Linked DNA regions of Homo sapiens: region 1 is linked to region 2. The links are chromatin contacts, found by Hi-C or POLR2A ChIA-PET in ENCODE. All regions are on one chromosome and are shown on one strand. The core of a region is the stretch at or near the end of the contact, and the rest is flanking DNA. Distances in the headings are between cores, read along the strand shown.

What was found. Hi-C counts contacts between places; a loop is a spot of excess contacts on that map. ChIA-PET counts read pairs that join two places held with the same protein, here RNA polymerase II (POLR2A). Pooled maps may share reads with other maps.
Region 1: a loop to region 2 is called in a pooled map, with 3 times the contacts of the local background. The contact joins the promoter of CNEP1R1 here to the promoter of SIAH1 in region 2. A Hi-C loop is called at or near these places in 2 of 50 pooled maps. POLR2A ChIA-PET finds 5 or more read pairs at or near these places in 2 of 52 experiments (MCF 10A and activated CD4-positive, alpha-beta T cell).

What each region holds. Positions count from the first base shown.
Region 1 is chr16:50,021,927-50,029,428 of GRCh38, reverse strand. It overlaps CNEP1R1 (CTD nuclear envelope phosphatase 1 regulatory subunit 1), which reads right to left and starts at 4,204. Exons shown (of 6, transcript NM_001281789.2): 1 at 4,089-4,204; 2 at 2,962-3,033. The coding sequence starts at 4,113. RefSeq lists a silencer at 3,891-4,200 and enhancers at 4,014-4,515, 7,431-7,502.
Region 2 is chr16:48,379,158-48,386,742 of GRCh38, reverse strand. SIAH1 (siah E3 ubiquitin protein ligase 1) reads left to right here and starts at 1,330. Exons shown (of 2, transcript NM_003031.4): 1 at 1,330-1,539. RefSeq lists silencers at 902-1,721, 1,822-1,891, 1,982-2,251.

The sequences.
Region 1 (7,502 bases), core at 2,955-5,454, 1.6 Mb before region 2:
GTAACGTTCACTGTGCTTAGTGAAGATTTTGCAGATCTTGTAAACTCAAATTAAAAAAACAAACTCATTTTCTACTGTAAACAAACCATCAAAGACTCCTTTTTGAATGTACTGAGAAGACTGACTAAAGGATTTTGCTTTGCAGATGACTGCCATGGTTACATTAAAGTCAGTGCAGGAAGTATGGAGCACACCAGTTAGTATCGGATTTTCTTTAAGAGACTTAAAGAAAGGTAGGGTAGAAATTACTGCCAGTAAAACTTAGAAAAGGTCTTTCTCTCCACTAAGCTAGAATGATTTTAGAAATTCTAAATAAATCATAAGTAAAACTTAAGAATGGTATTAGTAAAAAATAATAAAGGGGCATCAAGACCCAGTTAATATTCTGGAGATGATGACCGTTGCCTGTCTTTCAGCTAGGATGCATACATTTTTCAAATGTGGAAATTCAGTTTCCAAGAACAACAGAAATATAGCAAATATACAAATATAGTAAAACCTTAATTATCTAGAATTCCTTGATGTACTTTTAGAAGACGTAAACTAAAGAAAAAAAATCTTGTTTTAGGTATTAAATAGGATCAAAATATCAAAACTATGTTCTGAACTCAGAACAGACTGAACTCAATTTCTTACAATTCTGTATTTCCAGAAATGCACTATATTACACATGTATGTTTTAAAAAAATAAGAAAAAGCAAAATCAATACACTAGAAAGGACCTCATACACATGCTTTATTTGACTGGTTCATTAACCAAGTAAGTGCTAAGACCATGAGTCAGAGAAAAAGTAAAGTATATTTATATCACATTTTATAAGATAGGGCAGTATCATATACATTTTAAAAGATTTTCAAGTAACAGTGAAACATAGGTTTTGGGGATAATTCCTAGGTAAACCAGAGAACCTAGGAAAATCATTACCTGTAAATTCTGACCAACCAGAATTCTCACAGCATACTAATAAAACTTTGCAAATAGATTTAATAAAAATTATACAAAAAAATCTTGCCAGATCCTTAGATCCTTAGCTTCAATAGTGCTTTTTTGGTCCAGCAAACTGATTTACACTTTGAAATAAAGTAAATCCTCAATGTGTGCTACTACACTTCCTTCTTGATAGGAATTAAATCTAAATAATGACCATCTAGGAAATTAAAACTATTTGGCCCAGCGTGGTGGCTCACACCTGTAATCCTAGCACTTTGGGAAGCCAGGATGGGAGGATCACCTGAGGTGAGGAGTTTGACACCAGCCTGGCCAAAATGCAGAAACCCTATCTCTACTAAAAATACACAAAAAAATTAGCTGCCGTGGTGGCGGGCACCTGTAATCTCAGCTACTAGGGAGGATGAGGCAGGAGAATCACTTGAACCCGGGAGGCAGAGGTTGCAGTGAGCGAAGATGGCGCCACTGCACTCCAGCCTGGGCAACAGAGCTAGACTCCATTTCCAAAACAAAAACAAATAAAAACTATTCCAAACACATATTAACAAAGCATTTTGTTTGATGATCTCATGGCTCATATATTTGTCCACATTTCCTATGTATTTCCATGGGCAAGTAAGCACTGTTCAAATTATATTTTGTAGCACTCATGATACTTATGAATAGATAGTAATAATGTGAATTTTCTAGGTCAGACTTCAAAGCAGCACAATTATGCTTTGTTAAAAATCAACTAAGGGTAATTTTGTAACTTTTCCAAGTATACATTAAATAACATGACTTTACTTTTTTTTTTTTTTAAACACAGGGTCTCCCTCTGTTCCCTAAGCTGGAGTGCAGTGAACATAGCTCACTTAGCTCACTACATAGCTCACTACAGCCTCGACCTCCTGGGCTCAAGTGATCCTCCCAAGTTGCTGGGACCTCGGGGTGTGCCACCATGCCTGGCTAAATTTTTTTTTTTTTTTTTTTGAGACAGAGTCTCGCTCTGTCGCCCAGGTTGGAGTGCAGTGGTGCAATCTCGGCTCACTGCAAGCTCTGCCTCCTGGGTTCACTCCATTCTCCTGCCTCAGCCTCCAGAGTAGCTGGGACTACAGGCGCCCGCCACCACGCCCGGCTAATTTTTTTATTTTTAGTAGAGACGGGGTTTCACCGTATTAGCCAGGATGGTCTCGCTCTCCTGACCTCGTGATCCGTCCGCCTCGGCCTACCAAAGTGTTGGGATTACAGACGTGAGCCACCGCGATGGGGTCTCTCCATGTTACCCAGGCTGGTCTCAAACTCCCATGCTCAAGCAATACTCCAGCCTCGGCCTCCCAAAGTGCTGGGATTATATGCGTGACTCACTGAGCCCTATTAATATGACTCTTCTTACTAAAATTTTATTCCAATAGTTTGTAGGCAAATTATAAAACTGCTAAACGGGCTACTGAAATTTTTATTAGGTATGTCTTTATCAAAACTGTAATAATTCAAAAATTTAAATATTTTTATTATTTATTTATTGAGACCGGGTTTTACTCTTGTCGCCCAGGCTGGAGTGCAATGGCGCAATCTCGGCTCACTGCAATCCCCGCCTCCCGGGTTCAAGCGATTCTCCCACCTCAGCCTCCTGAGTAGCTGGGATCACAGGCAGCGTCACCACGACCGGCTAATTTCGTATTTTTAGTAGAGACGGCGTTTCACCGTGTTGGCCACGCTAGTCTTGAACTTCTGACCTTAGGTGATCCGCCTGCCTGGGCTTCCTAAAGTGCTGGGATTACAGGCGTGAGCTACGGCGCCTGGCCAAAAAATATGTTTTTTAATGGAAAAACAAAAACAACCACACGAAATAGACTGTTCTTTTGAGAAGGCCAGTTATAATTTCCTTTTCTTAAAAATTTCTTCATAAGGCATTGTCTACAATGTTAAATAAATTTAAACAAACATTTTACATAAAAGCAAATCATTCCTATATTAGGATAAAAGTATCAATTGTTAGTTTTCCCTTAAAATAACATTCAGGAACTTACTTCTCCAGCGTCCAGTAGCAGGTTGCAAACAATGAATATATTCAGTAAGTCTCCTCTCAAAAGCCTTGAGATCTAGGTATAAAGATGTCAATTTTCTAATTAGCCACTCTTACTCGTCTGACGAAATGTCAGAGTATTTACCTAACATTAAGACGACATGTGAGATACTCTTAACTGCTTCAGGTCTTACACACTAACTTCCATGTATCACTGCACTGTTTATTTCATTTACTATGACAGCTTTTTAAGCACTTGACAAAAAATTAGGGCTCTTTAATTCCAATTTCTCATATAAGAAAACTTGCTGATTTACTTTTAGAAGCTTCATAAATGGTATTGGGAGAAATAAGCAGCAGCCTCGGCCAGCGCCAAAAGCGAACATTTTCAGGGTTGCAAATAAAATTAAAATCAGGTCGAGTTTTAGCTCTCTGGGAACCAAGAACTTCCTATTAGAACCACGTAGTGCCTAACATCAAAGTCTTCGAGGTCTACCTGACTGCAATTACCCGCCTCCGGTTTCCAGCTCTTATATTTAATTAATGGCTACGCCGTCTGGCCTTACTAGACTTCTTGACACTGATAGCGAGTGGGTGTGGAAAGACATTCCCCTTGCCCCCTCCGAAGGGGTACAGGTGATCTTCGTGGCACCCAGGCAGCGCCTAGTTCTAGAAGACAGGGGCGTCTAAGCTGCTCCGAGTGAGTGGTGGGGTATCCTTTCCGCAGTGGTGTGCTTTAAACTTTAAAACACCGAGCAGCACTTCCTAACCTTGGCAGTTACCGGAAACCACCGCAGGAATCAGGGATACAACTCGCGGGGCTGTGAGAATGAAATGAAATGAATTAGCAGGCTGCAATGCACGAAGTGCAAGTGTCTGCCAGTGAAAAGAAAATAAAAATAGAAGCTGGCGAGGAGGTCGACCCTCTAGGTTTGTGGGGACTCAGGGAGCTGAGGCACCGCCCCCCGCGTCTGGCCAGGTACGGCCGCCTACGCGCCCCCAAGCTCCGGGCCCCTAGCTCCATCCTCTGCGGCCTCCTCCCGGGGCGGGGGTCTTCACGACGCCGGCTCCTCCGGAGCACCGCCAGCTTCCGAGGGGAGACGGGGGACGGGCCCGGGCGGCCCACCCTACCTTCCGCCTGCTCCAGCGAGTTCATGTCGGGCGGCAGCTCGGGTCACCGCCGCTGCCCTGTCCGCATCGCAGCTTCCGCGGCCCCCGCCCGGCCCGCAGCGCCAACTCCCACCTCTAACCGCTCCCCGCTGCCCCTCCCCGTCGCACCGCCCCTTGCCTAGACCCGCTACGCTCATTGGATTCCTCTACTAGACCTCCAACTAAGACAGCTTTCTATTGGCTGTCTCTTGCACCGGCCTCGGCGCCTAGCGTTGGACGGTCAGCCGGAGGGACCAAGAACTGCCGGCGGCCAGGCGGGCGTAACGCTGGCGTCGCCTGCTGCCCCGGGGAGGAACTGCAGCCCTCCGGAGCCAGTTCGTTCATTCATTTATCCCCCGTTCCCCGCTTGGTTCTTTCATTCGTCAAATGTTGATTGAGCGCCCACTACCTTCCAGGCATTATTCTGGTCGCTAGCGAGGGATACAGAAATCAAAGAGCTGGTTCTGTCCTCAAGGATCTCAAGGAGTAATGAAATCTGTACAGAACTAACTAGAACCCTAAATAACCAGTTTCCTTAATTATGGTATCCTAGATAACCAACCCCTTAAGTAAACACTTCTCTCTTGGTTACTTTCCTCTCACATCACCCAGCTTTCATAATTCCTAAATGAGGCAAAGTGTAAGCCCAAATACCTATAACTTAAGAAGAGATCTGTAAGGGATTGACTACATTTGTATTTGATCACAAGGCCTTCTTGTTCATTTATTGGTGGCATTCTTTCATTCAAAATCATTTTATTGCCTAACATGCTAGACACTGTATTGATACGCGTGTGAGCCAGGTAGACAGGATTCCTGCCCGCAAAGAGGAAGGGCTACAGCAGGCAACAAACATGCAAATAAGTAATTGATTTCAAATAAGAATAGTTGTGTTAAAATAGAGATCCTGGCCGGGCGCGGTGGCTCACGCCTGTTAATCCCAACACTCTGGGAGGCTGAGGCGCGTGGATCACTTGAGGTCAGGAGTTGAGACCAGCCTGGGCAACATGACAAAACCCTGTTTCTACTGAAAATACAAAAAAATTATCCAGACGTGGTGGTGCATGCCTGTAATCCCAGCTCTTTGGGAGGCTGAGGCACGAGAGTCACTTGAACCCAGGAGACGGAGGTTGCAGTGAGCCACTGCACTCCAGCCTGGGTGACAGCGTGAGACTGTCAAAAAAGAAAAAGAAAAAAAAAAGAATCTAAGACTGATGGGCTAGATTTTTTTGTGGCAGTAACATACCAACTTATAAACAAGACCTAAGGCCCTGCCAGGCAAGGGTTAAATCACTCAAGACCCAGACACTTAAAGAATAAACGATGTTCTAACTGCCACAATGTTCGTTTTTTTCCTCTAGCAGCTAAACAAGCAATATTAAAACAATTGCAGCTTACCAAGTACCAGTCACTGACTAACTGATCCCTTTGTTCCACAAGCCATAACTCCTGCTTTCATTAGACAAGAGACTGATTTCAGTAACTTTCTCCTGATAAGAGACCACCCACCATAGATTGGCCCTAGCCAGTCTACAGAGGCTGCACAATGAGTGCCTTTATGTTCTCTGCTTCGCCTTTTGACGTAAAGGGTCTAACTGTAATGCATTTAAATGTTAAGTCTCTACCCCAAAGTGAACATGTGACCCATGTAACATGCATGATTGTTTATTATGCATGTGTGCACCCCTCTTTCCTGAATAGCTTCTCCTATAACCTGTTAAATATGTATACTTGGCCAACCCATTTGGCATAAATTCCTGCTTCACCCTTCCTCCTTCAAAGTGCCTGCTTTTGGTCTCTGCCAGAGACCATACTTCCCAGCCTATAAGGATGGCCAGCCTGCAGGCTCCAACCCTTCAGAAATAAACCTCTTTAGGCCAGGCACAGTGGCTGATGCCTGTAATTCCAACACTTTGGGAGGCTGAAGTGGGAGGATCACTTGAGTCCAGGAGTTCCAGACCAACCTGGGCAACATAGTGAGATTCTGTCTCTACAAAAAACAAACAAACAAACAAAAAACATTTAAAAATTAGCTGGGCATGGTGGCATGTGGCTGTGGTCCCAGATACTCAGGAGGCTGAGGCAGGAAGATTGCTTGAACCCAGGAGTTCGGCGCTGCAGTGAGTTATGATTGCACCACTGCACTCCAGCTGGGGCAACAGAGCAAGACCCTGTCTCAACAAACAAACAAACAAACAAACAAACAAACAAGCAGAAATAAAGCTCTCCTCCCCAGATTTATGAACCTCATGATCCTTTAGTTGACAGTTCTATGGAGGGAGTAACAGTAATAGGATACAGTGAGAAAAAGGAAGGTTAGCAGGATCTCATGCTTTGGGAGGGCTTCATGAGGCACAGGCATTTGAGCTGAGAATGAAAAGATGGATGAGAAGAATCCAGCCATGCAAAGATGAGGGCTAAGAAGGTTCTAAGCAGCACTGCAGTTTTTCCCCTATTGGTATTTTGTGTATTTAATTCATCCTCAACCTTCCTCCTTCCCATTTGTCAGCAGAATTAATTGACACCCCCACCCACCACTTCATTTTGAAGGTTCCTCTACTATAGCACTTTTCAGTTTTCCACTTAGGGAGCCTTCCTTGGGACCAAACCCTTTCCATGTGTTATCACCCTTAACCCTTTCAGGTGATATTTTTTAAACCGTGGGTCAAAATCTAGAGAGGTTTGTAAAATCTATGTACTGATTCATGACTATTATTATTATTTTTAATTTTTTTGTGGGTTCATGGTAGCTGTATATATTTATGGGGCACATGATGACTATTTTTTTTTTAATGAATTAAGGCCAGGCACTGTGGCTCACGCCTGTGATCCCAACATTTTGGGAGGCTGGGACGGATGGATTGCTTCAGGTCAGGAGTTTGAGACCAGCCTGGGCAACACGGTGAGACCCTCTCTCTACAAAATATACAAAAAATTAGCTGGGCATGGTGGTGTGTGCCTATGGTCCCAGCTATTTGGGAGGCTGTGCTGGGTGAATCATTTGAGTCCAGGAGGCAGAGGTTGCAATGAGCCGAGATCACACCACTGCACTTCAGCTTGGGTGACAGAGTGAGACCCTGTCTAAAAAAAAAAAAAAAAAAAAAAAAAAAACTAAAAAGAAACCTAATTGGAAGTAAGGATGTGGGGTTTCATGGCCTATTGTTTCCGTTGTGTGTGGATGTGTGTGCATGCTCACCGTGTTCTCATCACAGTACAAAGCATATACCCGAGAGTTCCACTTTAAAAAAAAGTTTGAAAGTTCGAAAGTCATCACGGCCCATTTCACAACAGAGAAAGTAAAAATCAGTTTGCCCGGATCTCACAATTATTGTCATAGCCTGATTTTAAGCCCTAAGTCAAACTACCCATTTTGACTTCTTGCTCAATGTTCCATTT
Region 2 (7,585 bases), core at 81-2,580:
GTCTGTAAAAATGGAAAATTTACCTCTAAACTGAAGTGAACCGAACTCTATTGACCTTCCCGTGTACTGAGGAGCTATAACTTCTCCCCAAAAATGTGAAAGTAAAATTGCAGTTTAAATCATGTAATTAGGAATACTGTAAACTAGTGTTTTGCACATATAAACTTTATCATACACTGGGAATTTGTACATACGTGCCCGGTATGGGATTTTTCTATTTTTATTTTTATTTTTTTGAGACAGAGTCTCGCTCTGTTGTCCAGGCTGGAGTGCAATGGCCTGATCTCTGCCTCACTGCAACCTCTGCCTCCCGGGTTCAAGCGATTCTCCTGCCTCAGCCTCCGAGTAGCTGGGACTACAGGCGTGCACCACCACGCCCGGCTAATTTTTGTATTTTTAGTAGAGATAGGGTTTCACCATGTTGGCCAGGCTACTCTCGAACTCCTGACCTCAGGTAATCCATCGGCCTCGGCCTCCCTAAGTGCTGGGATTACAGGCGTGAGCCACCGCGTCCGGACGGAATACCATTTTAATAGATCTTACATGGAATTCCAGTTAGGGCTTGTAAATGTCTCAGATGCTTGCTTCTGCTCATAGCACCCATCAAAGAATTGCAAGTGATGTTTTCCTTTTATTATTTCAAGAAGTGGAATGCAGAGTCCCTAATTAGGGACTTTCCAGATGAGCATGGACACAGGAAAACGCGTGCTTCCCCATTACCCACTTTTCAGCTGAAACAAGCTTTTGAAGCTCGTCCCGCTGTTGCTGAGGAGCGGCTCAACCTCGGGAGAGGCTGGGACTCTCTTTAGGGGTGGGGTCCCGGTCGGCGGGCAGGGCAGCCGCTTTTTCTTTGGGACTGAGTGGAGTTGGGAAGGATCCGTGGAGGCGCTGGGCTAAATCAGCAGACAAAACAAGGGGGAGGGCACAAGGCCGCGGCGGCGGCCAGCCTGGGGCTCGCATCCCGCTGGGCGACCCCTCCGGCCGGAGCCGGGGGGGTCACGCGGCCCCGGAACAAAGCGCCGCGGGAGGAGCTGCCCTGAGCCGACGGGCAAGCGCTAGCTTCTCGCGGGCCAGAGCGCCACGTGCCAGGATCCGTTGAATGCGCGGTGCACGGGCGCAGCAACGGTAGCCGAGTAGCCCCCGCACCTACTGCCGCCTTTGGAGACCCGCACAGCTACGCCCGCGGAGGCCGCCGCCGGCCGCGCCAACGCCTGTGCGCCTGCGCGCCCGCGAAAGCCCCGCCCCCCCAGGCTCCCAGCGCGCGGGGCCGCGCCTCCTCATGGCCGCCGCCGCAGTGTGTGGTATTTAGCGGGGGCGCGCGGCGGGCTCGAGGACGCGCGAAACGGCGGCGGCGGCGGCGGCCAGGGGGGAGCCGGGGCGGCCGTTGCGGGGCGCGCTCTCGAGAGGCGGCGGCGGCCCAGGGTGTCCCGTCGGTCTCGGCGCCGGGAAGAGGCGGTGGCGCTGCCCGCGGTGGCGGGGGTTGGCGACGGAGCGCGTTGGTGCCAGGACCGGGGTCCGAGGCGCGCTCTCCGCCCACAGGTAAGTGGGGCCCGGCCTGAGGGAGGAGCCGGCGGCGAGGGGCTCTCCGACAGGCGGGCGCCCAGGCCCGGTAATGGCGGAGGGCGGGAAGGGCGGCCCGGCCGGGGCGCGGGCAGTAGTCGGCGCGGCGGCGCCTTTGTCTCGGCCGGAGTCGGGCCGCCCGGTCGAGCGCCGCCCCCCGCCCCTCCCCTGCCTTCAGCCTTCGCAAGCCGGCTCGCCCCCGCCCCTGGAGCCCCGGGCCCGGCGGGGTGGCGGCGGGGGTCGGCCCCGCGCGGCCGGGCCGAGGGCGGGGGAAGGGCCTCGGCGGCGGCCCGGCCCCCGCGCGCCCGGGAGGCGGGCCCGGCCGGGGGTGGCGCCCGGCGCGCCCCGCGCCCTCGTGCCGGCCTTTGTTGTGGAGGGTCCCGGGGTGTGCGGCCAACATGGCGGAGGTCAGCTGAGTGCGGGCAGCTGCCGGGGCCCTGCCCTCCCTCCCCCTCCTCCCCGCGGCGCCCGGAGGCCCGGGCCGCACCGCGCCGCTCGGCGGGCCTCGGCCTCCGCTCTCTGCCCCCGACCCCCGGCTGGAGCCGTCCGGGACGGGGCTGCGCTCTTCCTGCCGCTTCGGCCGGAGGCTTCATTGTGCAGTGGGAAGAATGCAGCCTCCTCCCTTGTTTATGTCGTTAGAGAGGAGAGCGCGTGAACGGCGTGCCGGGGAAGCTCTAGCTTATTATAAACCTGGCATTTCCTAGGGTTCATTTGCCGGGTAGTTTGGGGTCCTTTCTTAACTCTCCCAAATTTATAACTTAAAGTGAATAACCTGGGCCACTCCGATGCGTAGGTTCGTTTTCGCTGTCTGCCCGTTCCTGGAAAGATACATAATTTGTTTGCTCGGACATTCAGAAAAGTCCAGCTTGGGTGTTCGGAAAATCAGATTGTGTGTACTTCTTTTGCCAAAGTCATAGAGGCCATAAACAAACAGAGAGACATGGATACTGGATATGGGACGGTGTTCTGACTGTCCCTTCCTAGCAGTTGAGCATTTACCTTTGCTTATAGCGGCTGTCAAGGGTAAATTGTTAACTCTTCAGCAGTTGGATGTTGAGAGCACGGGCTGTGAAGTCCGACTGTCTGCTTTGGGTCAAATCCTGCTCCACTGGTTTGTGACCTTGGGCAGATACTTCTCTGTGCTTCGCTTTCCTTATCTGCAAAATGGGTGTAACGACAGTATCTACCTCAAGCCCTGTTGAGAATTGATGAGATGACAATAGGTGGACTGAAAGCAGTGGCAGCCCCATACTAAGTTCTCAACAAATGCTTACTGTTAAGACTGTAGTTTAATAGCTAAACTTACGAGGTTTTCTTGGCATGATGTGTTGGTATGATGAAAGTGCATAGACCAGAATTTGTGAAATCAGGTCACAGATCTTTAGTGCTGGGTTTTTTCTTTCAATGCATTTTGTTGTTAAAAAGGACAAGGAGATTTGTATGATAAATTAACAGACTTTCTGAGATGGTGGCATTTTGGAAATTGCTGTGGCCGGGGATTTGAATGGCTATATCTTTGTGATTAAAAAAAATCAAATTGATTAAAATGAGGTCTTCTCTTAGCTAGTTTAGATTTATTGATCAGTTCACTTTCAAGGACTTGAGTTAACCAACTTAGAAAAGTGGGACAGTGAATACTTGAGTGTGTATCTATGGTGTTACCATCACTTTTAGAAGTTACTGAAGAGCAGAATGTAGTGTGGTGGCAAATGTAATGGTCTGGTAATTTTATCTGGGAGTTGTTGGCTCAAATTATGGTGGAGAGGATTTTAATTAGTTGTTAGGAGGACTTTAGACTGGTAGATCTTGAGACTCAAAGTAGATTACACAAATTGGTTGTGTAGTGTTTCATTCTGAAAATTTAAATAAAGATACAGATTTCTGTAATCTTGGATGGTTAGTTGCGATTATATCCAGAATTTGTTCCCCAAAGTTTATGCCAAACAGTTTTTTTTTCGTTATTGGCATCTTTCCAACATAATTTACTAACATTTAATATTTTAAACTGAAATACGTATAATAGATGTGAAACTGATAACTTTTCAGGATAAGTATTCCACAAAGTACAAATTCAGAAACAATGTTAATGCATTTTACATCTGTTAAATATTAATCTATTCCCTCTAAGCTTCGGGAAGTTCTTACGAAATTGCTGTAGAGAAATATTCTTTCTTAATATCTGTAATTAAAAAGCATGATTAGGTTAAATTGGAGTTATGAAGGAATTATCTAGCTATGTCAGTAATGACATAAAATAACAAATAGGATTTTCAGTGAGTATGGTGTTTTGAAAACAGATCTTACATAACTAGGGTAACAAAGTTTAGTAATTTACAGAGTTTTAGGTGACTGCTTAAATTGTATTTTTAAGCAGTTGATTTACAAAATTTTTAAAGATTGGAGGTTCTTTGTTTAAAGAGATTTATTAACAGAATTTTGTGGAATTTCCATATTCGCTTTGTGAAATGTTAAAATCTAGATATTTTTTGTACAGCCCTCTCTTTCAACAAAATCTGTATGAAATCCCCAGAACCTTCCATCCCCCCGCCAAAAAAGGAAATTTTCCTTTTTACAATAAGTATCCTTAATAGTATTCTTCAAAATAGCAGGATGTCTAATGCACTTTAAATGATTTAGTTCCCATGGCTATAGTTACTAGAATATCTGCTGCATAAGGGCAAGAATTGTGTTTTTAATATATATCCTCAGTACCTAGTGCTCAGTAGGTATTTGTTTACTCACCTACTACTGTGCGTATTCTAATGACATTCAGATCTTTATTTTTATTTTTATTTTTTTTTGAGATAGTCTTGCTATGTTGCCCAGGCTGGAGTGCAGTGGTGATGTCATAGCTTATTGTGGCCTCCAACTGGGCTCAAAGGTTCCCCCCACCTTAGCCTCATAAGTGGCTGGGACTAGGAGCATGTGCCATCACACTGGGCTAATTTTTTAAAAAGTTATTTTGTAGAGACCAGGTCAGGTCTCGCCATCTTGCCTAGGCTGGTCACAAACTCCTGGGCTCAAGTAATCCGCCCACCTCGGACTCCCAAAGTGCTGAGATTACAGGTGTGAGCTGCTGTGCCTGGCCTCCAATCTTTTTGCCTGCTGAGATGTAGACCCATATATCCCCTTATGCAGATTTTTTTAATTGACTTTATTTTTTAGAGCAGCATTAGGTTCATAGCAACTTGAGTAGAAGAGACAAGAGATTTCGCGTGTAGCCCCTGCCCCTACACGTGTAACCTCCTCCATTATCAACATTCCCCGCCAAAGTGGTACGTTTGTTACAATTGAGGAACCTACATTGACACACCATTATTACCCAAAGATTATAGTGGCGTACATTTTATGGGTTTAGACAAATACATAATGACATACATGAATGCTTTCACCACCCTAGAAATCCTCTGACTTCCACCTATTTGTCCCCACACCCCCAACCACTTATCTTCTTTCTTTTATTGTCACCATAGTTTTGCCTTTTCCAGAATGTCATATGTGTAACTGGGCTTTTAAAATATGTAGCCTTTTCACATTGGCTTCTTTCACTTAGTAATATGCATTTAGGTTTCCTCCACGTCTTTATGGCTTGGTAATTCATTTCTTTAGGGCTGCATAATAATCTGTTGTCTAGATGTACCACAGTTGGTTTATCCATTCACCTACTGAAGGATGTCTTGGTTGGCTTCGAAGTCTTGGCAATTCTGAATAAAGCTGCTGTAAACGTCCATTTGCAGGTTTTTGTGTGGCCATGAGTTTGTAACTCCTTTGGGTAAATGCCAAGGAATGTGATTGCTGGATCAGATAGTAAGAGTTTAGTTGTTTTGCTGCTGTTTTTTTGAGACAGTCTCACTCTGTGCCCTGGGGTGGAGTACAGTGGCACAATCTCAGCTCACTGCAACTTCCACCTCCTGGGTTCAAGTGATTCTCGTGCCTCAGTCTCCTGAGTAGCTGGGATTACAGGCGCCTGCCATGACGCCCAGCTAATTTTTGGATTTTTAGTAGAGGCAGGGTTTCAACATGTCGGCCAGGCTGGTCTTGATCTCCTGACCTCAGGTGATCTGCCTGTCTTAGCCTCCCAAAGTGAAGAGTATCTTTAGTTTTGTAAGAAATTGCCAAACTGTCTTCCAGATTGGCTGTACCATTTTGCATTCCTACAAGCAATGAATGAGCGTTCCTGTTGCTCTGTATCCTCGGCCGGATTTGGAGCTACCACTGTTCTGGATTTTAGCCGTTCTTTTTTTTTTTTTTTTTGAGACGGAGTCTCACTCTGTCGCCCAGGCTGGAGTGCAATGGCGTGATCTCGGCTCATTGCAACCTCCACATCCCAGGTTCAAGTGATTTCTCCTGCCTCAGCCTCCTGAGTAGCTGGGATTAGAGGCATACACCACCACGCCCGGCTAATTTTTCTTTTTACTTTTAGTAGAGACGGGGTTTTGCCATGCTGGCCAGGTCAGTCTCGAACTCCTGACCTCAAGTGATTCGCCCACCTCGGCCTCCCAAAGTGGTGGGATTACAGGCGTGGGCCACTGCGCCTGGCCTGTAGTGGTATCTTACTGTTTTAAATTTGCATTTCCGTGATGACATGTGATGTGGAGCATCATTTCATATGCTAGTTGTTATCTGTATATCTCTTTGGTGGGGAGTTAGTTAAGGTCTTTTTGACTCTTTTTTTTAGGTTGGGTTGTTTTGTTATTGGTGAGTTTTTGTTTTTTTTTTGTTTGTTTTTTTGGAGACAGAGTCTTACTCTTGTCCAGACTGGAGTGCGGTGGCGCCAACTCAGCTAACTGCAACCTCCGCCTCCCAGGCTCAAGCAGTTGTTCTCGTGCTCAGCCTGCTGAGTAGCTCCTGAGTAGCTGAGATTAGAGGAACGAGCCCACCGTGCTCGGCTAATTTTTGTATATTTAGTAGAGACGGGGTTTCGCCATGTTGGCCAGCCTGGTGAACTCCTGGCCTCAAGTGATCTGCCTGCCTCAGCCTCCCAAAGTGCTGGGATTACAGGCGTGAGCCACCGTGTTCGGCCAGGTTTGCATATTTTGGATAACAGTTCTTTTTTAGATACGTCTTTTGCAGATATTTTTTCTGTTCTCTATCTCAAAGCTGGCATTGCCTCTCTTCTTCACATTTACATTCATTTCCTTCTACCTTTAAGAGATCTCCTTTTGGTCTCCAGCCTTACAGTCAGTTTTCCTACTGCAGTTTAAGTGAGCTTTCTAATAGGTGAACCTGACTTAAAAGGCTTTCAGTGTAAAGTTCTAAGTTCTTGATATGGTTCGTAAGTACATAGCCTCTCCTGAGCTGGCCTCTCTTGTTACTCCCCTGCCATTTTGGACTTTACTTGCAAGCCCCTCTCATCCTATTAAGCTCTCTTATCTCAGCCTGGACATCACTAGCTGAGAAGCTCTTTGTGAACTCTGCACATTGAATTGGATGTCATCTCTGTGTTCCCATAGCACTCTGCTCGGTCCCACTGTAACATATCCTCCTGAATTATAATTTTTCTTTAGTTGTATGCCTCCCCAGATAGACTGTAATCTCTATGACGACTTGGTCATCCTTGTGTCTCAAGAGTTTAGGACTCTTTCTGGAACATAGGTGGTGCTCAGTAAAAAGTTATTGAGCGACTGACTCCACACTGTCCTTATTAAACTCTTCTAGCCTTTTCGTTGTGTTTTGTTTTTACCAAGGCATAGTGTTTCTTACAAACTTCTCTAGCCTTATTGCCTGTGTTTCCCCTTTGCCCTACCTAGGCCAACTGGGTTCTTTTGTTCCTTGAACACTGCTTTAGCATCTCTGTGCCTTTGGTCATGATTGTATTTAGCCTCTGAAATGTCTATTTGTGCTACTTTGGGTAGATTACTGAACCTCTCTAAGCCTTAGTTCTATTAGTACATGAACAGTTATTAAGTATATTGCTGTTCCCTGCCTTCCCCTCGCCCCCCCAGCCCCCATGTCCTAATGCTAGAGTGTCAGTATAATTAAGTGGCTAAGAGGACAAGCCCTTAAGAGTCAGATCTGGATGTGT